Linked DNA regions of Homo sapiens: region 2 is linked to region 1. Evidence: chromatin loops called from intact Hi-C (ENCODE). Cell type or tissue: PC-3. All regions are shown on one strand. Links, peaks and the distances in the headings refer to the core of each region. The heading gives the core; the rest is flanking DNA. Region 1 overlaps ATP13A3 (ATPase 13A3). Region 2 has its middle 41 kb from the start of ATP13A3-DT.

Region 1 (12,233 bases), core at 2,897-10,896:
CAAAATGCTGAGACTGCAGGAATGAGCCACCACATCCCATGGGGTCATTTTTGATAACCAATTCTGATCTCCAGTTCCAATCACCACCACCTAAAATATGCTTCCTCAGGGAAGGATTACTTCACATTCTCATATGGAGACTTCTGCTTCCAACCAAGTTGAGACAAAAGGGATCATATTTGCCCTTCTGCCCTAAAGCAACAACAAAATACATAATGGTTTTCAAGGAACTGGACATCAGGCAATGAAGAAAACTGATAATTGAGAGATTAAAAAAACAAACTAGGTAAGCCCTACAACTGTCCCAGTTTACTGATGGAAAACACTTTACAGGTCACAAAAAAAGGGAGGACAGGGAACTCAGAGGGAGCCCAGCAGTTTCCCTGAGTTTGGGAGATGAAACTGGAAGTCTGGGGAAGCACCAAAGCAATGAGGTTTGCTGGTCAGATCACCAGAAGAGAGTCTGACCCACTAAGAACACGACTGACCTGCAAGATGGACTCCCTCAAGCCTTCAGCTGCGTACCGCTCAGCACTTGTGTGTGAAGAAACTACCGAAGGCCAGGGAAAGAACCACCCAAAATGATTAAGGGAATTAAACCACCAGGGCTCACAAAAGGCTGGGAATCGTACCCATTTTTACCAACCACAATGGAAAACCCCATTAGCCACAAGGAATCAGGAAGGGTATTCGGGTTTTTGCTTTAGTTAGCGGGATAAAATTTGCCTCAAACAAAAACTGCTCTGGTACTGCCTAACAAAGCTTAAACATAAGACCTGAAATAATACAACTGTTTTCAAGTAAATAAATCTAGGCGCAGGCTCACGTTTGTAATCCCAGCTCTTTGGGAGGCTGGTGCGGGCAGATCACCTGAGGCCAAAAGTTCAAGACCAGCCTGGCCAACATGGTGAAACCCCATCTCTACTAAAAACACACACACACACACACACACAAAAATTAGCCAGGGGTGGTGGTGCATGCCTGTAGTCCCAGCTACTCAGGAGGGTGAGGCAGGAGAATCGCTTGAATCCCAGAGGCGGAAGCTACAGTGAGCCAAGATCACGCCACTGCACTCCAGCCTAGGCAACACAGTGAGGCTCCACCTCAAAAAAAAAAAAATTATAAACTTTTAAAACACCAATGGGTCAAAGTCATCAAAGTGGAAAATACAAAGTATTCTGAACTGAATAAAAATGATATATTGAAATGTGTAACATGCCACTAAAACAGTACTTAGAAAAAAATTTATAGCACTAAATTCCAGTATCTGAGAGAAGAAAGGTCATGACCTCAGCTTCCACCTTAAGAAAAGCAGAGAAAGAATAGCAAATTACTCCCAGAGTAACCGCTATAGGGAAATAAAATTCAGAGAAAAAAATCAATGAAATAAAAAAACAGAAAGAGGAAACGTCACTGAAACCAAAAAGGCTGGTTCTTTGAAATCCATAAAATTGTTAACTGCTACCTCGACTCATCAAAATGAAAGAAAACGGGGAGGAGAGATGCAAATTACCAGTATCAGTAATAAGCAGATATACCACAAAAGATTCTGCAAGTATCAGAAGACTAATCAAGGAACTTAATAAGCAACTTGACACTGATACACCAACTTTTTTGTAGGTTTAAAGTTACTTCAAAATTAAAATTTTTTAAATTAAAAAACCCATCTTTATTGACCAGGGGATGGCCATGAGTTTGATAACTGCTAAAGCAAAGTTAAAAGCTGAGTGAATGGATACATGAGAGTCCATTATACTAGTCTTTCTACTTTTTAATGTGTAGAAATTGTTGATAATAGAAAAGGTTTTCAGAAAATTAAAAATTAAACAGCTGGGTGCAGTGGTGCATGCCTATAGTCTCAGCTACTCAGGAGGCTGAAATGAGAGAACCACTTGAGCCCAAAAGTTTGAGTCCAGCCTGGGCAGAACAGTGAGACTCCATCACTAAAAAAATAAAAATAAAAAATTTAAAAATTAATTCCCACCCATCTGAAGCTTTTAGACAGAAGAAAACTTTCAGAAGACATTTATTTCTGGCACAGAGGGCCACGAATATTAAGGACTCTGCCTCTGGGGCACTGACTCAAAAGTCCACTGACTCAATCTACTATGTGCCAGGTATTATCCATAAACTCAATTCACCAAACTTCTGTTGGTTTTTGAATCTTACTCTTCTTCACCCTTGTCTTTCATCAATTTCCCACAAACCTACAGACTTCCCACTCCTGTAAATCCAAATTTTTCAATGTAGAATGTATGTATAAATAGATGAATAAGCATGTTTTATAACTTTAGAAAGGAACTGCCGTTAAAATCCAATGTTTTCATTAAGCCCATGTACTTTTAACTATTTAAAACTTTTTCTCCATCTATAGAAGGAGTTCATTCACCTTAGTTCAGCATAATAATATTTTTCACTTCATCTTCTACAGTTAGACCACATAAAGAACTCTTCCAATTAATTATTTTTAAATGAGCTTATTATAGGCAGTTCACTGCCTATAGCAATCTATTTTCATACTTTTCAAAATACAATTTTTTAACCATATTACACCATTACTCTTTTTATGAGTGTAATTTCTCTAAAACGTAGTTGTTTTTTAAAGCAAATTAAGTCTTAGCAAATTTTACCAAAGTGCTAAAAATAAACAATTCAAATAAAAAGTTGCTCTAAAAACCTCCAATTAATTATTCACTTTGAATATATTATACACCTCAAAGGAAATTACCCAAGAATTCACTTTTCACATAAACTTTTAGTCAACTCCAATGCGACAACTCCAACAGCTCTTACATTTAGAACATATGTATGTTAAAAACATATTTAAATTTTAAATGTACATAAGTAAAAGCCCTGATTATTTCAATGACTGAGAGGATAAAAAACCACATAAACATATTTAAAATACACTGCTTATCAAGATAAAAATACATATTAAATACAATTCTACTATATATCTAATCAGACATTTGAAGCATTAATACCAAATTGATAAACCCATTACTTACAGAAATATAACTTTTCTGGACTGCTGGAGCACACGTTTTTTAACCAAGTCAAATTCGATATCAGAGAAAACAAATTGAAGAAATTTTTCTTACCAGTAGCACTATATCATCATTCTTCCCAATTCCTGATATTTGCACAGCTTTCAAAAGCTGGCTTTTAATAATAAAAATAAAACTAAGCATAAAAATTTGGAATTTTATGCCAAATATTTCTGTTTCGGTTCTGTCTGAACTGCTTTCAAAATGATTAAGGTATTAAAATTTAGAATTTTGTAATTCACCAATTTTTAGTAAGTTTTCAGAAGATGTGCCCTTCTGCCATCTGTCACTCGTAGAGCTCCTATTATTTGAATAAATCCTAGCTAGTTAGCTCACCGAAGTTCCAATTCCACAGTGCATGCCTGAGTCTTGATGTTATCTAAATAGCAAGGAGCTTATAGGCTATTGTGCTTAACCAAACCCTTCCTTGAATTTATAATAAACTTGATTTGCTGTGTGAGTTTAAAAAAAAAAAAAAAAAAACAGTATGGGACAAAGTGAAGCTACTGGGAAAAAAAATCTCACTACATTAAATATGCCAATTTTTGAAAGTTTACTTATTTTTTCACATTATGTAATTACTACAAACAATTAAAGTATACTATTTATCCTATACCATGCTAAAAGTTAGTCAGATTTCATTCCTTAAAACAAGATCAGTTGTTTTCAGACACAGAAATCTCCAAACCTCAAAGACATCTTTGCTTCAAACCTGAGTTTCTCAAGAGTTGTAACAATATTATAATAGTGAGTGTGGAGAGTGTTGAATTTTTTTAAGGATAGTCTATGTACGTGCCTACAATTCCAAAGTAGGTAATTTCACGAAGTGATTTAAATAACGACCTGTAATCAAGTAAAAGTTCAGGCAAAGCAATTTTGAATAATACATTTTTAATTTAATTTTTTCCTTCAGTCAGTATTTGCCATCTTCAGCAGTACTGAAGTAAAAAACTAAAATTAAAAATGCATTATTCACCGAGGCGGGTGGAATGCCTGAGGTCAGGAGTTTGAGACCAGCGTGGTCAGCATGGTGAAACCCCATCTCTACTAAAAATACAAAAATGAGCCAGGCAAGGTAGCATGCGCCTGTAATCCTGGCTACTTAGGAGGCTGAGGCAGGAGAATCGTTTGAACCTGGAGGTGGAGGTTGCAGTAAGCCAAGACTGCGCCACTGCACTCCAGCCAGCATGACAGAGCAAGACTCCATCACACACACACACCAAAAAAAAAAAAGCGCATCATTCAAAATTCACAGCTGGGTGCAGTGGCTCACGCCTATAATCCCAGCACTTTGAGAGGCCAAGGCAGGAGGATCACATGAGGCCAGGAGTTTGAGACCAGTCCAGCCAACATAGTGAAACCCCATCTCTACTAAAAATACAAAAATTAGGCAGGTGTGGTGGTGCATATCTGTAATCCTAGTTACTAGGGAGAGGCTGAGGCAGGAGAATTGCTTGAACCCAGGAGGCGGAGGGTTGCAATGAGCAGAGATCACACCACTGCACTCCGGCCTGGGAACAGAGTGAGACTCTGTCTCAAAAAAGAAAAAAAAACTCACAAAAATAAATAAGTATAAAAGAAATTCCAGTAACTGAATTTCTCAATGGTGTTTAAGTTTATAACATATATAATTCTGGAGTTTTAAAAATTAAAACTTCACTGAGATTTCTGTGACACCTTGTATTGTTGAATGAGAGAAGGAATTATCCCGCTTTGTTTTGCAGTCCTAGATTTTTTTTCTGAGAATTACACATACCTACCAATGTTAAATAAATATTTGATAAACCCATCTTTAAAGACCACACAAGCCAAGAGTGCTTTAATGATCTTGAAATATAAACAGCACAGCTAGCATTCTAAATATTATTTTATTCTCAAACTTGTAAAATTTACAGTAACTGAGAAGATAACCTTGTCCAGTTCAAAATCAGTTCTACTTTTTGCTGTTGAAATAAAATATGCCCCAATACGTTTAAAGCCTTAACTTTAGTCATTGAACAATTTCAATTTTAATACCTATACAAATATATACAAAAAGAATTTTTAAAAAATCAGAATCATCCAACTGTAATAACCAAATTGTGACAATTCTTTATGAGGGCAAAACTTAAAACTTCAAGTCAGCTCCTAAAAATAAGAATGACATAATATAATTTAATGAATACATGGAAATTTTACAAGGATACCAGCTAAATTTTAACAAAGCTCTACTCAATACCCACTTTATCACTTCCCATCTTGGACTTTCTCTTATAATATGCTTTTGTTTCTGTGTTTAGGCTTAAGGAAGACCATTGTATCCAATATACACCAAACCAAGACTGTATTTACATTTGTAAAGTGGAGTCTTTGTATAATTATACTTTTTTGTATGTTACAAAACAATGTGATAGCTATAACAAAATAAGCTATAATTAGGAAAGATAACATAATTACCTGTATTAGGATCAATATGAAGAAGAGTTTAGCCTACACTATACCATTAATTCTTGCATAGGTACTTTATCGCTTTTATCATATACTCTATTTAAAAAACAAAATCAACCCTTTTATTCAGAGAAATCCTACAGAGTTTTGTCTAATTGTATAGTATTTGGCAAAAAGGGGGACATTACCTTTGGACTGACAAATGATACGTGCATTTTACTCTCTCTTTATAAAAAAAAATGTGCAAAATATCATTTATATGCAATGTAATAAAACAGTTTGCATTCTCAAAATGTCCACTTACGTCACTGAGAGATTTTCTATTTCAATTATTCAAGCTACTATGTTCTTAAAACTTTCATACTTTCCCCTAAATTGTTAAAAAGTATGTAACTTTTTAAAATTCCACATTCAAGGTTAAGAATTTTAAGACTCTTATGATTGCTAGATAGATTTCAAAACATTACTACTATCTACGATGAAAAATGCTGCGGCAGGCAACAGGAAACAGTGATAAGTCCCAGACTGAATATTCAGAACTGGCAGAAGTAAAATGGCTTAGAGAGAAAACTGGCACCTACTCCTGAGATAATCAAAAAGGCGAATACATCAATAAATTGGTGACAATGGCTACCTCTGGGCTGGGTGGGAGTGAGGAAGAGACACTAGTGCCTTTTGAATGCCTTCCCGAAGGAAGACTGAATAGTTGATTGAATATATGCCTAAACTTCTAATTCTACAATGCATGGCCAACCCTGAGTTCTAAACTTGTAGGAACCTTTGAAGCACATCATGGTGCTCTATCAGACCATTCTCTTTGCCTGCATCTTACCCCAGGCAAGAGAAAGTTGTCATTCTGAAAGCTCCTTTAACAAGTATACTTCTATTAATTAGATTTATTTCTATCTCCTCTACATTTTGGCCCAGCTGAAAAAGCATGTGCCTATAATACAGCGTTAAGTAGCAGCAAATTCTAAAAAAAAAAAAAAAAAAAAAAAGAAAAGAAAAGAAAAAGAAAATTTGAGACAGCATCTTGCTCTGTCTCCCAGGCTGGAATGCAGTGGCACAATCTTAGCTCACTGCAACCTCTGCCTTCCGGGTTCAAGCAATTCTCTTGCCTCGGCCTCCTGAGTAGCTGGGACCACAGGTGTGTACCATCACGCCCAGCAAATTTGTTGTGCTTTTATAGAGATGGGGTTTCACTATATTGCCCAGGATGGTCTCAAACTCCTGGACTCAAGCAATCTGCCCACCTCAGCCTCCCAAAGTGCTGGGATTACAGGCGTGAGCTACCACGCCCAGCCCTAAATTATTTTTATCAAACTAATTCATCTAAGTATTAAGTGTGCATCTTATGCCAGGTTCTTTACTACATTACAACAGTAGGATTTACAACTTCATCCCCAAAACAAACAAACATAAATGAAAACAGCACAAGAGTCACTTTAGATTCAGTGGCTGGCTTTGTCGAGCAACAGTGTAGTGGCCTTCAGGTGGCTGGAGGTGACTAGCAATTTGCAGTATCTTTGACTTCACTTAACAGAACAAAATGCAAATCTCTGTGAAGACCCTGACCTTCAGCCTGGAGGAGGAGCCCAGTGACACCACTGAGAATGTAAAGGCCAAGATTCAGAGTAAAAAAGTATGCCCCCTGACCAGAAGAGGCTCACTTCTGCAGGCAACCAGCTGATTGCTGCAGGCAACCAACACTCTTTCTGATTACAACATCCAGAGTCAACCCTGCACCTCGACGCCATCTGAGGAATGGCTGTCAGTTCTTCAGTCTCCTTTTCGCAGTGCCCAATGACGACATTAACTCTGCACCGTAGCCATTTGCCCCAATTTAAATTTAGAAATGACCAGTTTCAGTAGTAGCTGAACCTGTTCAAAATGTTAATAAAAGTTTTGTTGCACAGTAGCCAAAAAAAAAACACAGTCAACCTTAACTTTTCCTTAAATAACAATTAATTCAACATGAACTATGATGCAAGTTCCTTCACGCTGGTCTCAACTTCTTCTCCACTAAAATAAGGCAGATAGAATAATTTCTACAATAAGTATCAACCAAAAAGGTTTTGAGCTACACAAGCATAGCCTTTGTATATGGCCTGCTGGTACACTCTTTCACCACTAGGGGATGTTCCAACATTAGTAAGGAGAAAAGGCTGAGTTACAACAAGACTTAAGAAATAGAACTGCTGCAGTTATCTGAAGTGATCAAGAATGATTAAAGATGAGAAATTATCTCAAAGAACTAAAAACAGAACTACTATTCAACCCAGCAATCCCATTACTAGGTATATATCCAAAGGAAAATAAATCGTTCTACAAAAAAGACACATGCACTCATATGTTCATCACAGCACTATTCACAATAGCAAAGACATGGAATCAACCTAGGCATCCACCAACAGTGGATTGCATAAAGAAAATGTGGCACACATACACTATGGAATACTATGCAGCCATAAAAAATAATAAAATTATGTCTTTTGCAGTAACACGGATGCAGCTGGAGGCCATTATCTAAGCATTCGAATTAATGCAGAAACAGAAAACCAAATACTATATGTTCTCACTTGTAAGTGGGATCTAAACATTGGATATACATAGACATAAAGATGGGGAACAATGGACACTGGCAATGACTAGATGAAGGAAGGGGTGGGGCAAGGGTACCTATTGGGTACTCTGCTTACTACCTGGTTGATGGGATTAATCATACCCCAAATCTTAGCATCACACAATATGATCCATGTAACAAACCTGCACAGGTATTCCCTGAATCTAAAATAAAAGTTGAAATTTCAATGAGAAATTATATATTTTAGTACCAGTGGAGATCGTGACATGGAAAGCAGAATTGCCTTTCTAAAAGATGCCCTGCATTCATGTGTCTCAACAAAAAATTAATGTACGCAATAAAACACAAAACAAATGATAATGGGGCGGAGAGAGACAGCTATATTAATACTCCCTGTACATTCTAGTCTGAAAGTAGAATTTAGGAATCTTGCAAAGTTGTAAAGCAAGGAAGAGAACAATAACAAAGAGCAAATGAACCTATTACAGAACAAGACGATGTATTTAAAGTATAAAATTATATGGTAAGACATTATTTGCCCATTAAATTGGTGAAAAAAAAAAAACCTGACAAGGAGCAACCTTATATATTGGTCTTAGGAGTGAATCTGTCCTACCTTTTTAAAAAACCAATTGACAAGATACTTAAATTTTGTCTATGGCCATACCACCTTGAACGTGCCAATCTCATCTGATCTCAGAAGATATTTAAATTTAAAACCTATACACTTTGATCCAACAATCCCAGTTTTTAAAATCTATGACAAATACATATATAGGTACATAGGAACAAAACATGTATATTGCAGCACTGTTTGCAGCAGGGGGAAAAAACCTAGAACCCACCTGAACGTCCATCAATAGAAGAATAGATGAATAATTTATGGAATTAAGGAGAATGAGTTAAATCTATGTGTAGAAACCAAGATAGAGCTATGTAATATATAAAAACAGGAAAAAAGGAATATGTCTAATACACTATTTTTATAGCAACCAAATAACTCTGTGGATATGTGTTTTTAAAAGACCAAACAGAAAGGTGTAAGATACACACCAAACTGTTAACATCATCTTGTATTGCAAGGCAGAGGCTACCATTAACGGTTTCTTCAAATTCCTCTGCATCTTTAGATTTATGAAGTAGAGTATAAAAGTTTTGTGCTTTCTTTCCTTTGGGGGGTGACAGTGGGTATTTAAAAGCAAAAACACCTAGTTAGAACAAATAAAAGAGTTTTTCGGGTTTTTTTAAGAGATGGGGTCTCACTCTGTCACCCAGGCTGGAAGACAGTGGCACCGTCACAGCTGACCACAACCTCAACTCCTCAGCTCAAGGGATGCTCCCTTGAGCAGGAAGGGGCTGCAGGCCTGAGCCACCACACCTAACTAATTCCCCCAATTCCCCCATAAAGATGAGGTCTCTTCATCTTGCCAGGCTGGTCTCAAACACCTGGGCTCAAGGGATCCTCCCACCTTGGCCTTCCAAGCAGCTGGAAATAGGAGTATGTTAAAATAAGCAGAAAAGAAATCGTGTGGCATGGGCACTTAATATAATAGAAATTGACAAATCAAGAGTTTCAATAACAGCTTGTGTAAACAAACCAAATGATAAATAAGCCTAATTCCCCCAAACTAAAAATTATACTTTTTAGTTCAGAGTTAAGGTAAAGTTTTTGTTGAGTAATATGTAAATTAATGTCTTCCATTATAATGCAAATTAACAACTATTCATTTGAAACTGTAATGCTATTAATAAAAATCTCAAATAACTGCTGACATTTCAGTCATCAAATTAAAGATGGTCTCTGAAATTTAAACATTCATGAATTCTCATTTTACCATAGCTAAAATCAAGACACTGCTTAGATACAACCTTACAGCTGCTGCCGGCAAGTGGCTGCTGTGATGCGGTGCTCACTGCACACTCATGCTTCACACTGGCCACACCGCTCAGACTATGGTCATGCCAGCTAAGTAACGTGCACTGTTGCTAAGACTATGTTGAGTTTAAATTACTAATTAAAGTATTCAAAAAGATTACACTGTAGTTGCATAATACAACAAAAAGTAACGTTCTGCATAGAAAGATACTGAAATAGCGCAGCACGGTGGAGAGGAAAAGCTAGGATGAGAAAAAGGGGATGCTAGGGAATAATATAGGAATAGGGAAGAGTAGAGAAGAAAAAAAGAAGAGTGGAAGAAAATTTTCCAGAGGTTATACCTCCAAGTCTTCAGTGTGTTAAAAACATATAAACCTCAGAAATGTTTGTTTTTTCTTACTGATAGCAAACCTAAAAATAATTTTTTTCATTACTTCTGTATGGTTCACTTCAGAATTACTGTGCAATTTGAAACAAAGCAAAATTAGTTTTCCTCATGATCTACATACACTACAGAATGATTCATATTTCACTCTTCCAGATTCTGATTTGAAAAATCCAACCACAAAGAAGCACAAAATCACTAGGAAGCTATTCTGTACAAAAAGTAAAATCCTGCAAATGTATAAATGTAACTCATAGGTACTTGGGTCAACTTTAAGTTACATGAATTTGGGTTTTTCTACTTGAGTCCTTTGTCTAATCTGAAACCTACCCACGCTAACCCAGCATAGACAATGCAAAGGCCGTAACATTTACATTCAACAAATACTTCAAAAATACAGTAATATAAGTTGCTATTGAAGAAGTTAATCACCTTATTCACAGCACAACCATCATAAAAATGTTAACTTTCTAACCTCCTATGACTGTCCTGTATGCCACTATCCAGGATTTAAAAAAAACCACATACACACACACACGCACACAGACACACCCCACAATCAATGTATTTAGGCACTATAACAACCACAATAGTGACGCCTGTATGGGAATATTTAGTTTACACAACACTTTGATGGGCATTATCTACTCTTACTTACCAGAATACTGCCTTTCAAAACCAGGAAAAAATCATCTTCACTTAACCAAGATTAGTATTTTTCATTTTCACCAGAAAGTCAAGCATGGGGTGACTTTACATCAAAAAGCCTTACCAACAAATTTAAGGAATGACACGTAGGCAGCACCATCTTTCAAGGAACAAAATTCATTTAAAAACCAATTCTTACTCCACATGTACTTGAAATGCATTTCTCCATAAGGAAAATAGTGTCTAGATTCCTAAGATAGCCCACAAATGCCCATTTTACCTCTTACAACTCTGCTGAGCTGCAGTTCACATTACACTAGCCTGGGTTGCTGGGCAGGTAGCCAGGTTACCAAGCCTCCATTTCCTCTGCCCGCTTCTTAATTTTCCTATTAATATTCCTCAGGCTCTTCTCTTTGTAACAATCTCATCAGGGGTGGCACTACTGGACCATCGCGATGGCAACTACCAATTCACATTTTCAGCACTAATCTCTCATGTGCTTCAGACCCACAGATTCAACTACATGTTTGCAGACAGCTAACACTCAATAGGTTCATTTTCTCTTTCTTCCAAAAAATCTGCCCCACCACCCAGCCACCACCAATTCCCCCTACTCCTTTAATGAGTATGAGTTGCCTAAAAAGCCAAGCCAGGAATTTAGAAGTCACCTTCGAACTCTTCCTATCTCACACCTACATCCAACCGGCCACTCATCTTTTGACTACCCTTCTCAAATCCACCTCACCATGCCTATCTCCATCAGCTTTGCCTTGATTCAGGTCCTGAGCCCTCGTCTCCCTCATTCAAGTCTGTATGCAGCCAGATATGACCATTTCCCTCTCTACATAAAACTTCAGTAGCTTCCCGTTGTCTGTAGTAGCAATTCCCAAACTGGTAAAAGAGTACCTTCAAAGTAAGTTGTTGTTTTTTTTTTTTTTCAAAACAATTAAATTGAACTAGATTAAATAATATTAAGCAGGCCTCTCACTAGCAAAGTTTTGAAGTCTTACAACGCACAACATGATGTATTTCCCTGCCATGAGGAACTGGGGCGGAAGGGAGCCTCAACTGGGTTCCAAGGTCAAAGTCAAAACTGATTGCAAGACATGTAAGATCCTACAGACTCTGGCCCCGCCTAGTTGTCAACACCATCTGCCATTCATCAGTGGTTATCACTCGCCCCTTACAAACCTTACATGTCATTCATTTAGAACACAATCTGTAGTTCTTCAAAGAGCCCTACTGTTCCCTGACTCCACTTCTTTA
Region 2 (12,233 bases), core at 1,988-9,987, 56 kb after region 1:
CCATTTCTACAAAAAATTGAAAAATTAACCAGGCATGGTAACATGCACCTATGGTCTCAGCTACTCTGCAGCCTGAGGCAGGAGGATCGCTTGATACCAGGAGTTTGAGGGTCCCTTGAGCCATGATTGCACCACTGCATTCCAGCCTGTGTGACAGAACGATACCCTGTTTAAAAAAAAGAAAATATCACAAAGACTTAGTTGCCTATAGTCCTAGCTACTCAGGAGGATGAGGCAGGAGCATGAGGCTGGAGGATGGCTTGAGCCCAGGAGTTCCAGTCCAGACTGGGCAACATAGTAACCCCCTCCCTTAAAAAAAAAACAAAAACAAAAACAAAAAAACAGACTCAGTCAACTTGAAGAGGCCCCCACTAACCAAAGAATAAGATAATCTGAGCATCAATAAGAATTATAACTGTGATGAATTGAAGCTCATCAAATGTTTAAAACCATGAATTCATGCTTTTTAAAAATTAAATCTATTGGTCACTTTTGGTGGGTGCTAGGGATCCATTTGTTATTTTGAAAATTGGCAAATAAAGAGAGAGAAGCATTTATATTACCTTTCCAGTGACAAATATAGCTTATGTTAACTGCATAGACGATCAGGGAAACCTTTTTTGGATGTATTACAGCTATTAAACAGAGAAAGACTAGAAGGATTACAATATCACCATTTTGCCATCTTTAGTAAATTAACAGGCCTGGACTTTGATCATCAATGACGGTCAAAAGACAAATACATGAGTGCCTCCCGATGAGAAACAGTCATGAAGTAGTCTTGCCAAAAATCACTAACCTGTCTGGTCACTACTCTAAATCCAACTACTAGTTTACAGGAAATGCCAAGGACAGGGAACGTGTTAAATGATACTGCTGAATGCAGTCGCCAAAACTCAGATGGTGAGAAATTCCATGAGATAAATGACCCAGCTTCTTCAACAAATACATTACAAGCAGGAGGAACTTATCAAGTAAAAGGGATCCAAGAGGCATACTGAAGTCTATGGGTGAAAATGATGCCATGATATGATTTGCTTCAGAATAATCCAGGAAGGGATTAGTCATAAAATAAGATTAGCCATGAATTCTTTTTTTTTTTTTTTTTTTTTTTTGAGATGGAATCTCGCTCTGTCACCCAGGCTGGGGTGCAGTGGTGCGATCTCGGCTCACTGCAACCTCTGCCTCCCGGGCTCAAGCAATTCTCCTGCCTCACCCTCCCAAGTAGCTGGGACTACAGGCGTGTGCTACCACACCTGGCTAATTTTTTGTTTTTAGTAGAGACGGGGTTTCACCATGTTGGCCAAGCTGGTCTCGAACTCCTGACCTCAGGTGATCTGCCCACCTTGGCCTCCCAAAGTGCAGGGATTACAGGTGTGAGCCACTGCGCCTGGCCGAATTCTTAATTATTGAACCTAGGTGATAGAATCGTGGAAGTTTATGATACCATTCTGTCTCCTTTTATGTTAGAAATTTTCCATAGTGAAATAAATAAATAAATAAATAAACAAAAAGGAAACTAAAGACTGAAGCCACAGAAAAGCTAAACAAACAAAATAAAGACTTTCTCTCTCTTTTTTTTTGGACACAGGGTCTTGCTGTGGTGCCCAGACTACCTGGGCTGCAGTGCAACGGTGCCATCTCAGCTTACTGCAGCCTCAACCTCCCAGGCTCAAGAGATCTTCCCAACTCCTGAATAGCTGGGACTACAGGTTCGCGCTACCATGCCCAGCTAAGTTTTCCATTTTTTTGTAGAGACAGGGTCTCGCCATGTTGCCCGGTCTAGTCTCAAACTCCTGGACTCAAGTGATTCCCCTGCCTAGGCCACCCAAAGTGCTGGGATGGATTACAGGTGTGAGCCGCCATGCCTGGCCAGAAGGTGAATTTTGAAGTCAGGTCGACTCGGCTTCAGTTCTGGCTTAGCCACTCCATAACTGTGTGACAAGAGACAAGTTCTAGCTCTGAAACCCAATTTTCTCAGGAAAATGGTGACAGTACACACCACCGTTCCGTTGTATGAATTAAAGGTAACAGTTGGGCAATGCTTGGCAGAGCTCCTCGCACATAGTAACCACCTTTACTTATTGCTGGAGGGAAGGTTGTACACCCTTGGGCCTTTTCTCTTTTTGAAATAGCTGGTATGGAACTCAGGTGACAAGACTAGTGGAGGCAGGAAGAGGGACCCAGGAATTCTATCTTCCTATGGCTAAAAGGGGAAAAAGAAGCTTCCCCGCCTGGAATACTTCCTGAATCTTGCCCCTCCTCCCCATTTTTCAGGGCTCTTTTCTAGTTCTGCCTCCAGGCAAAATTAGTACCTCCTCTTTTTGCCTCAGCTTTTCCACAAGTCTATTTGAACACATCCTTTGACCCCTTTTATTGGTGTGATTTGAACCAGGCACAGTGGCTCAGGCCTGTAATCCCAGCACTTTGGGAGGCCAAGGCGGGAGGATCACTCGAGTCCAGGAGTTGGCGACCAGTCTGGGCGACATAGCAAGACCCTGCCTCTGTTTTAAAAACTTTTTTTTTTTTTGAGACAGAGTCTTGCTCTGTCACCCAGGCTGGAGTGACGTGGCGCAAACTCGGCTCACTGCAAGCTCCACCTCCTGGGTTCAAGCGATTCTCCTATCTCAGCCTCCCGAGTATCTGGAATTACAGGTGCATGCGACCATGCCCGGCTGATTTTTGTATTTTTAGTAGAGACGGGGTTTCACCACGTTGGCCAGGCTGGTCTCAAACTCCTGACCTCAGGTGATCTGCCAGCCTTGGCCTCCCAAAGCGCTGGGATTACAGGCATGAGCCACCGCACCCAGCCTTGAAAAAACAATTTTTTTAAGTAATTAAATATTAGTGTGATTTTTTTTCTGTTCTTCCTCCACTGTTCCCCAAGCTATAAACTTCCCTACAGGGCAAGAGTCTTCAAGATCTTTCTTTCTACCCAGGTGCCCAGAACAGTGTCTGGCACATTGTAGGCGCTCAAAAAAATGCTTACTGCCTCGGAAACCTGACCAGAAAAGGCCAACTGTATGTGGGGTGGGGAAGGGAATGAGAAGGGTTAACCTTTCTCCTCCACCTTCAGCTCTGTGTCAGATGATATACAAGTGGAGACTGAATCCCGTAGATTTATAGTGTGTTTTATGATGATATAAACAGAGCTTTTTTGTTATTATTAATCATCCCATTTATGCATTTCAAAAATCCACAAAAATTCATCATTAAAATTTGTTTCATACCTTCTCATCCTTTCTCTCAATAACGTAGCAGTGTTAGAATTTTGTCTCAATTCGTCATGGCCTTCAGGTAGCACTTGTCTGCTGGACACAGAGGGACAGGAATTCTCAACCTGAAGACTGCAAGTTTCAGCCACCTATGAAGTTTCAGCATCCTGATGTTGCAAAATGGTACATATACATGTGTACCTATATACATTTTTTTTTGAGACAGAGTCTTGCTCTGCTACCCAGGCTGGAGTGCAGTGGCATGATCTCAGCTCACTGCAACCTCCACCTCCCAGGTTCAAGCGATTCTCCTATGTCAGCCTCCTGAGTAGATGGGATTACAGGTGTGTGCCACCACACCCGGCTAATTTTTTATATTTTTGGCAGAGATGGGGTTTCACCACGTTGGCAGGCTGGTCTCAAACTCCTGACCTCAAGTGATCTGCCTGCCTTGGCCTCCCAAAGTGTTGGGATTACAGGCATGAGCCACCACCCCTGGCCCATATATGCATTTTTGGATAGGGTGATGGTCTGTGATTTTTCAGTCAGATGCTCTCATGGGTTCCTGACCTAACAAAGGAGAATGACTACATTCAATAGAAGAGGTGCAAAATAATGAGAAACACTAAGTGTTCACTGAGAACTCTTTCTTTTCTTTTTCTTTTTCTTTTTTTTTTTTTTTTTTTGAGACGGAATCTCACTCTGTCACCCAGGCTGGAGTGCAGTGGCGCGATCTCAGCTCACCACAACCTCCGCCTCCCAGGTTCAAACAATTCTCCTGCCTCAGCCTCCCGAGTAGCTGGGATTACAGGCATGCACCACCACGCCTGGCTAACTTTTGTTTTTTTAGTAGAGATGGAGTTTCTCCATGTTGGTCAGGCCAGTCTGAAACTCCTGACCTCAGGTGATCCACCTGCCTCGGCCTCCCAAAGTGCTGGGATTATAGGCGTGAACCACTGTGCCTGGCCTAGTGTACCCATTCTTTAAGGCCCCACTCCTGTCCCTTCTCCCTACCACTGTCCCTGCCTCTTACCCAACCAGTTGTCTTTCTCTCTTGTAAACTCCAACATTTCACATTTATCTCTTGTTATATGTGGCTAGTAACCATTGATCACCTTCCTTATGTTTGCTCATGTTTTACCTTCCCAGCTAGTCTGTATGCTTCTCGAAGGCTAGGCTCATATTGCACATCATTGTATCTTCTTTGCCCTCTGGAAGGCTAGGATCATATTGCGCATCATTGTATCTTCTTTGCCCTCTGGAAGGCTAGGATCATATTGCGCATCATTGTATCTTCTTTGCCCCCGGAGCATGGCCTGCCTAGAGGGGATATTTGGTCATTTCTTTTTCATTGATTGGTTTTATAACCACCATAATGTTTGAACTCCTTAATGTGGCCTACATGGATTGGTCTTTGCCACCCTATTTGGCCTCATTTGTGTCTCCTCCCCCTTTACATTTTATACCTAGCCATCCTCAATACCAGCCAGTTCCTTAGAAATTCCATGGGCCAAGCACAGTGGCTCATCACACCTGTAATCCCAGCACTTTGGGAGGCCGAAGCGGGCGGATCACCTGAGGTCAGTAGTTCCAGACCAGCCTGACCAACACGGTGAAACCCCATCTCTACTAAAATACAAAAATTAGCCAGTTGTGGTGGTGCACGCCTGTAATCCCAGCTTCTCGGGAGGCTGAGGCAGGAGAATCGCTTGAACCCAGGAGGTGGGGGTTGCAGTGAGCCCAGATCGCCCTACTGCACTCTAGCTTGGGTGACAGGGCAGTGACCCTGTCTCAAAAAAAAAAAAAAAGAAAGAAAGAAAGGAAAGAAAGAAGGAAGGAAGGAAGGAAGGAAGAAAGAAAGAAAAAAAGAAAGAAAGAGAAAGAAAGAAAGAGAAAGAAAGAAAAGAAGAAAGAAAGAAAGAAAGAAAGAAAGAAAGAAAGAAAGAAAGAAAGAAAGAAAGAAAGAAAGAAAGAAAGAAAAATTGCAGCCATGACACCTCACACAGCTTCCTCTGCCGGAACACTCATCTCCTCTTCTGTCTGGTTGACTCTTCTCAACATTTGCATCTCAATCTGGGAATTACTTCCTAACGAGAAGTCTTCCCCTGGACTTCATCAGAAAGTACAAATTAGTAAGATTGCGCCAGCAAAATGCGTAGTGTGTGAGAAAGCACTTAGCAAGAGGAAATGAGAAACATTCACGTCCACTTACTCATGAGCTTGCTCCAGCTTCTTCTTCTCCTGTCCCCTAGTTCCCTCTGGATGTCAGCCATCTGAAATTACTCACAGGACATCTGAATGCACTTTGTTTTATCATACAAAGTGTGCCTTTGTACACACTTTTCTTCCGTTTTTTTTCTTCCTTTTTTTTTTTTTTTTGGAGGCCAAGTGCACTGACGCCATTTCGGCTCATTGCAACCCCTGCCTCCTGGGTTCAAGCTATTCTCCTGCCTCAGCCTCCCAAGTAGCTGGGACTACAGGTGTGTACCACCATGCCTGACTAATTTTTGTATTTTTAGTAGAGATGGGGTTTCACCATGTTGGCCAGGCTGGTCTCGAACCCTGACCTCAAGTGATCCACCCACCTCGGCCTCTCAAAGTTCTGGGATTACAGGTGTGAGCCATTATGCCCAGCCTGTACACACTAAACATTTTTCATTTTTTCATTCTTCCTAGGATTCCATTTAATCCATGCCCTTCCTTCCTTCCTCCTTCCCTTCCCTCCCTTCCCCTCCCCTCCCCTCCCCTTCTCTTCCTTTCTTCCTTCTTTCTTTTCTCTTTCTTTCTCTTTCTTTCTTTCTTTTTCTTTCTTTCTTCTGTTCTTTCCTTCTTTTGTTCTTTTCTTCCTTCCTTCTTTCCTTCCTTGCTTCCATTCTTTCCCTCTCCCCCCGCCTTCCTTCCCTCTCTCTCCACACCCCTACCCCCGCCCTTCTCTTTCTTTTGAGAGTCTTACTCTATTGCCCAGGATGGAGTGCAATGGTGCCATCACAGCTCACTGCAACCTCTGCCTCCCGGGTTCAAGTGATCTTCGTGCCTCAGCCACCTGAGTAGCTGTGGGATTACAAGTATCTGCAATCAGGTCTGGCTAATTTTTGTATTTTTAGTAGATATGGGGTTTCACCGTGTTGGCCAGGCTGGTCTTCAACTCCTGGCCTCAAGTGATCCACCCACCTCGGTCTCCCAAAGTGCTGGGATTAAAGGCATGAGCCACCGCGTGGCCTAATCCATGCCCTTTCTTCACCTAATTAACTCCTACTCATTTTTCAATGCCCAGCCAAGGGGTTTGTATAATGGTGCAATTTTTGTTTGTTTGTTTGTTTTATGAGACGGTCTTGCTCTGTCACCCAGGCTGGAGTGCAGTGGTACGATTTTGGCTCACTGCAACCTCTGCCTCCCCGGGCTCAAGCAATTCTCCTGCCTCCCTCCCGAGCAGCTGGAATTACAAGTGCACACCACCACACGCTGCTAATTTTTTTGTATTTTTAGTAGAGATAGGATTCCACCATGTTGGCCAGGCTGATCTCGAACTCCTGACCTCAAGTGATCTGCCTGCCTTGGCCTCCCAAAGTACTGGGATTACAGGCATGAGCCACTGCGCTCGGCCAAATGGGGAAAATTGTAATAATTTCTACCTCCGAGGGTTGTTGTGGGAATGAAATGAATTAATGTCTATACAGTTCTTTGACTTCTTCCTGGCATATAGTAAGTGCTAAATAATTTTTAGCTATTATCAGCAACAACATCATCTTCTCTTTCATCATTATTATCAGTATATGTAATATACAAGTCTCTTGTCATTTTTCATGCTATATAGTAATTGCTTTTCATGTCTGTCTCTCCACCATCATATGTGCTCCTTTTTGATCGAATGATCCTCAAATAACGAGGTCATTCTACAGGCCCTAACAAAGCATCAACAGTCAAGGTTTGGAGCTACAGAAATCCTACAGAGAGCTGTGAAAAGAAAAACGTCAACTGGATGAAAAGGCTGTGGGAAAAGGAACAAGTAAATAAGGTTAGAAAGAATGCCTTAGAAATAGCCACAGGACTCATTCACTATTGATCACAGTGCAAGTTGACACAACCTTATTTTGTCAGGCATTTTGGTGCTTCACACGAAAATGTTATTTATTTATTTATTTATTTATTTATTTATTGGAGACAGAGTCTTGCTTTGTCACCCAGGCTGGAGTGCAGTGGCGCAATCTTGGTCACTGCAGCCTCTGCCTCCCAGGTTCAAGCGATTCTCCTGTCTCAGCCTCCTGCATAGCTGGGATTACAGGCACATGCCACCATGCCCAGCTAATTTTTGTATTTTTTTAGTAGCGATGGGGTTTCACCATCTTGGCCAGGCTGGTCTCCAACATCTGACCTCAGGTGATCTGCCCGCCTCAGCCTCCCAGAGTGCTGGGAATACAGGCGTGAGCCACCACACCCGGCCAAAAATTTTAATTACATATATCCTTAAACCGAGAAATATCACTTTTAGAAGTCTATTCAATAAAAACAATTTCTCTGGTATACAAAGATACATGAAAAGGTTAACCATCACATTACTTGTAAGAATAAAAAATTTTGAGAGGCTGAGGTGGGTGGATCACCTGAGGTCAGGAGTTTGAAACCAACCTGGCCAACATGGTGAAACCGCGTCTCTACTAAAAATACAAAAATTAGGTGGGCATGGTGGCGCACACCTGTAATCTCAGCCACTCGGGAGGCTAAGACAGAAGAATCACTTGAACCTGTGAGGCAGAGGTTGCGGTGAGCCAAGATCATGTCACTGCACTCTAGGTTGGGTGACAGAGCGAGACTCCGTCTCAAAAAAAATAAATAAATTTAAAAAAGAATAAAAAATTGGAAACAGCAGAAATGCTCATCAAGGAAAGATTAATTAAATTAATTGTGGGATTGTGCTGCATCCATACAATGAAAGACTATGGAACTATTAAAAAGGAGGTAAAGCTCTCTGTCTGGAAGCCAGAAGTCCACAACATATAGTTAAATGAAAAAGCAAGTCGCAAAATAGTCTAAATTTATTAGCCCAATTTTGGGGTCAACTTTATTGAGGTACAATTTAAATGCAATAAAATTCACCAATGTTAAGTGCACAATAAATGAGTTTTAACAAATATACCATCATATAGTCACTACCACAATCATGAAATTGATAGGATATTTTCATTACCCCCAAAAAATTACCTTGAAACATTTTTCAGTCATTCTACACCCCTACCCTCTGCCTCCTGGCAACCACTAATCTGCTTTTTATAACTAAGATTTTGGACTTTTTTTTAGCACTTCACATAAATGGAATTATATAGTAGATAGTCTTGAGTCTGACTCCTTTCACATAGCATGAAGCTTTTGAGATTCATTCGTGTTTTACATATCAGTGGTTCATTCTTTATTATTGCTGAGTAGCATTTCACTGTAAGGTTTTACTACATTTTATATATTCATTTACCAGTTCTTGGGCATTTGGATTGATTCCAGTTTTTAATGAGTATGAATAAAACCACTATAAACATTTGTGTACAGATTTATTTAATTTAACTTTTTATTTTGAAATAATTATAGATTCACATTATAAGAAATAATACAGAGATTGTTTCCTTACTTATGGAAGAAAAGAAAAAAAGAGAGATCCCTTGATCCAGCTTCCCCCAGTGGTAACATCTTGTAAAGTATAGTAACATATCACAACCAGGCTGTTGACATTGATGAAGTCAAGACACAGAGCAGTTCCATCATCACTGGGACCCCTTGTGTTGCCCTTTTATAGCCACACTCACCTCTTTCCCCGCCCCCAGCTCCTGGCAACTATTAGTCTCTTCTCCATAATTTTGTCATTTCAAGAGTGTAATATAGATAAATGTAAGCATACAATATACAATATACAATTTGTAAAGATTGGCTATTTTCACTCAGCCTAATTCCCTAGGGATTCATTACATATGAGATTCATTACATATACACACACACACACACACACACACACACACCAATAGCTTGCTCCTGTTTATTGCTGAGTAGTGTTCCGTCCTGTGCATATACCATGACTTGGTTTTTGGCTATTATGAATAAAGTCGCTATGAACAATTGGTGTGAATGTAAGTTTTCTTTTCTCTGAGATAAATGCCCAGGAGAGCAACTGTGGGTTGTATGGTAGTTTCATGCAGTTTTATTTATTTATTTATTTATTTATTTATTTATTTATTGAGACGGATTCTCCCTCTGTCACCCAAGCTGGAGTGCAGTGGCGAGATCTCGGCTCACTGCAACCTCCGCCTCCTGGGTTCAGGCAATTCTCCTACCTCAGCCTCCCGAGTAGATGGGACTACAGGCGCGCGCCACCACGCCTGGCTAATTTTTTTGTACTTTTAGTAGAGACAGGGTTTCATTGTGTTAGCCGGGATGGTCTCGATCTCCTGACCTCGTGATCCACCCGCTTCAGCCTCCCAAAGTGCTGGGATTACAGGTGTGAGCCATCACGCCCAGCCCGCACGGTTTTATTTTTAAAAACTGCTAAACCTTTTCCCAGAGTGGTTGTATCATTTCACATTCCTACCAGCAATTTTTGTGGCCCAGTTTCTCTACATCTTTGCCAGCATTTGGTGTTGTCATTATTTTTCATTTTAGCCATTCTGCTAGGCAAAAATAAAAAATATCTTTTTAACTTTTTTTTTTTTTTTTGGTATTTCTAGTACAGACGGGGTTTCACCATGTTGGCCAGGCTGGTCTCGAACTCCTGACCTCAGGTGATCTGCCTACCTCAGCCTCCGAAAGTGCTGGGATTACAGGCATGAGCCACCGTGCCCAGCCTAAAATAAAAAATATTATTATGCTACATGCAAAATGCAAAATAATATTTCACTGTGGCTTTATTTTGTATTTCCCTAATGGCTAATGATGTTGAACTCTTTTCATGTGCTTATTTGCCATCTGTATAGCTTCTTCAGGAAATGTCTGTTCATGTCTTTTACCCGTTTTCTAATTGGATTTTTTTACAAGTTTGTAAGTGTGCAAATTTGGGGGTTTCCTGAAACCACCCTCAGGTTTGGTACTTTGCTAGAATGACTATCCAAGTGATCCTCCTGCCTCAGCCTCCCAAAGTGCTAGGATTACAAGCATGAGGTACCACACCCGCCAAATAATTCTTTTTATATTCTTGATACAAATACTTTGACAGATACATATTTTGCCGATATTTTACCCCAGACTTGCCTTTTCATTTTCTTAACAGTATTATTTGAAGAGCAAATTTTTAAAATTTTTATGAAGACCTAGTCATCATATTTTCCTTTTTGTGGTCTATTTAATATATTAATATATGCCCAACCCAGGGTCACAAAGACGTTCTTCTGTATTTTATTCTAGAAAAGTTCTAGTTCTAGTTCTTACATTCCGGTCTACTTTTCATTTCAAGTTAGTTTTTGCAGATACTATGAGGTAAGGGTTGAGGCTCATTTCTTTACATATGGATATCAATAATTACAGTATGACATGTGCAAAAGAGTCCATTTTCTCAGTGAATTGCCTTGGTATCTGTAAGGAGTTACCCAAACCACACAGTCAGACGGAACAATCCCTATAAGATTGCCCTGACTTCAGACACCAACTGCGAGTTTGCGGCTTCCTAAAACCACTCTCAGATTTGGTACTTTGCTAGAATGACTCACAGAACTCAGGAAAGTGCTGTGTGTACCACTGCAGCTTTATTATAGCAATGGGATATAAATTAGAACCAGACAAAGGAAGAGACACGTAGGGTGAAGTCTGGGAGGGTTGCAAACATGAAACTGCCACTATCTTCAGGAAAGTGTTTTCCTACCAGCACTGATGTGTGATAGTCTGTTCAGAGTATTCCCAACCAGGGAAACTTACCTGAGCTCTGGTGCCCAGAGATTTTATTGAGGTTTTCTTACAAACACGATTGGTTGAGCCCATGTGGTTGTACTCAATCTCCCGCCCCCTGTTCCCTAGAGGTTGAGCTGATACCATGTGTCCCCCAGCTCCAACCGTCTTATCAGATAGTTGGTCTTCCTGCCATGGCCACCCCCAACATGTTATAGCATAAAATATCAGGTGTAGTTCCAAGGGCCCATCAAATAACAAAGACACCCTTAACACTCAGGAAATTCCAAGAGTTTAGAGATTACCTCCCAGGAGATGGGGAAAAGGCCAGGCTTCTCTATAGGAGCCACATTTCTTGCTATATAAAATCTTTGTCAAAAGCAAATATAAAATGTGGTTCATATCCACAGGTTTAGGTCATACATGTGTATGTGTAGATCTATTTCTGGTCTCTCTTTTGTTCAATGATCTACTAGATGGAATTTTCTATGTAAAGAATTCTGTAATGATTTTTTAAAAATATGGAACCCTTGCAAATTTGCATGTCATCCTTGCGCAGGGACCATGCTAATTTTCTGTCTCATTCCAGTTTTTTTTTTTTTTTTTTTTTTTGAGACGGAGTCTCGCTTAGTTGCCCAGGCTGGAGTGCAGTGGCATGATCTTGGCTCACTGCAAGCTCCACCTCCTGGGTTCACACCATTCTCCTGCCTCAGCCTCCCAATTAGCTGGGACTACAGGTGCCCGCCACCACGCCGGGATAATTTTTTTTTTAATTTTTTTTTATTTTTAGTAGAGACAGGGTTTCACCATGTTAGCCAGGATGGTCTCAATCTCCTGACTTTGTGATCTGCCCTCCTCGGCCTCCCAGAGTGCTGGGATTACAGGCATGAGCCACCACTCCTGGCCTGTCTCATTCCAGTTTTATCAAATGTGCTATTGAAATGAGTGCTGTATAATTTTTAAACAATGTGCATACAATACTTCCATAGAAAGGAAAAAATGATAAGGATATAAGGAAAAATGATCTGCTTAAGCAGAAAAAAATAATTATACATAATAGCTGAAATACAACATTAGGGAAATTTCCCAGGAAATATAGCAAAAAGATAAAGGGATATAAAATAGTAGACAAAAGGTTAGGAAGTTAAGAGTACTAGTTCAGGG

Evidence for each region. Hi-C counts contacts between places; a loop is a spot of excess contacts. Peaks named below come from ENCODE experiments on the same cell type or tissue, not always from the same donor. Only the 100,000 strongest peaks of a DNase experiment are listed, where the experiment ranks them.
Region 2: it touches region 1 in a loop (5-fold over the local background); 23 of 110 quality-filtered maps call a loop at or near these places.

What each region holds. Positions count from the first base shown.
Region 1 is chr3:194,464,876-194,477,108 of GRCh38, forward strand. All of the region lies in intron 2 of ATP13A3 (ATPase 13A3), which reads right to left. Among named protein-coding and RNA genes, the nearest start is that of ATP13A3, 16 kb to the right of the region's middle. In PC-3, for the core only: a CTCF peak has its summit at 7,610; a DNase peak (open chromatin) is centred at 7,616.
Region 2 is chr3:194,521,919-194,534,151 of GRCh38, forward strand. It overlaps the pseudogene RNU6-1101P. Among named protein-coding and RNA genes, the nearest start is that of ATP13A3-DT, 41 kb to the left of the region's middle. In PC-3, for the core only: no CTCF peak of the experiment used is centred there; a DNase peak (open chromatin) is centred at 5,433; H3K4me3 peaks cover 594 bases; H3K27ac peaks cover 1,610 bases.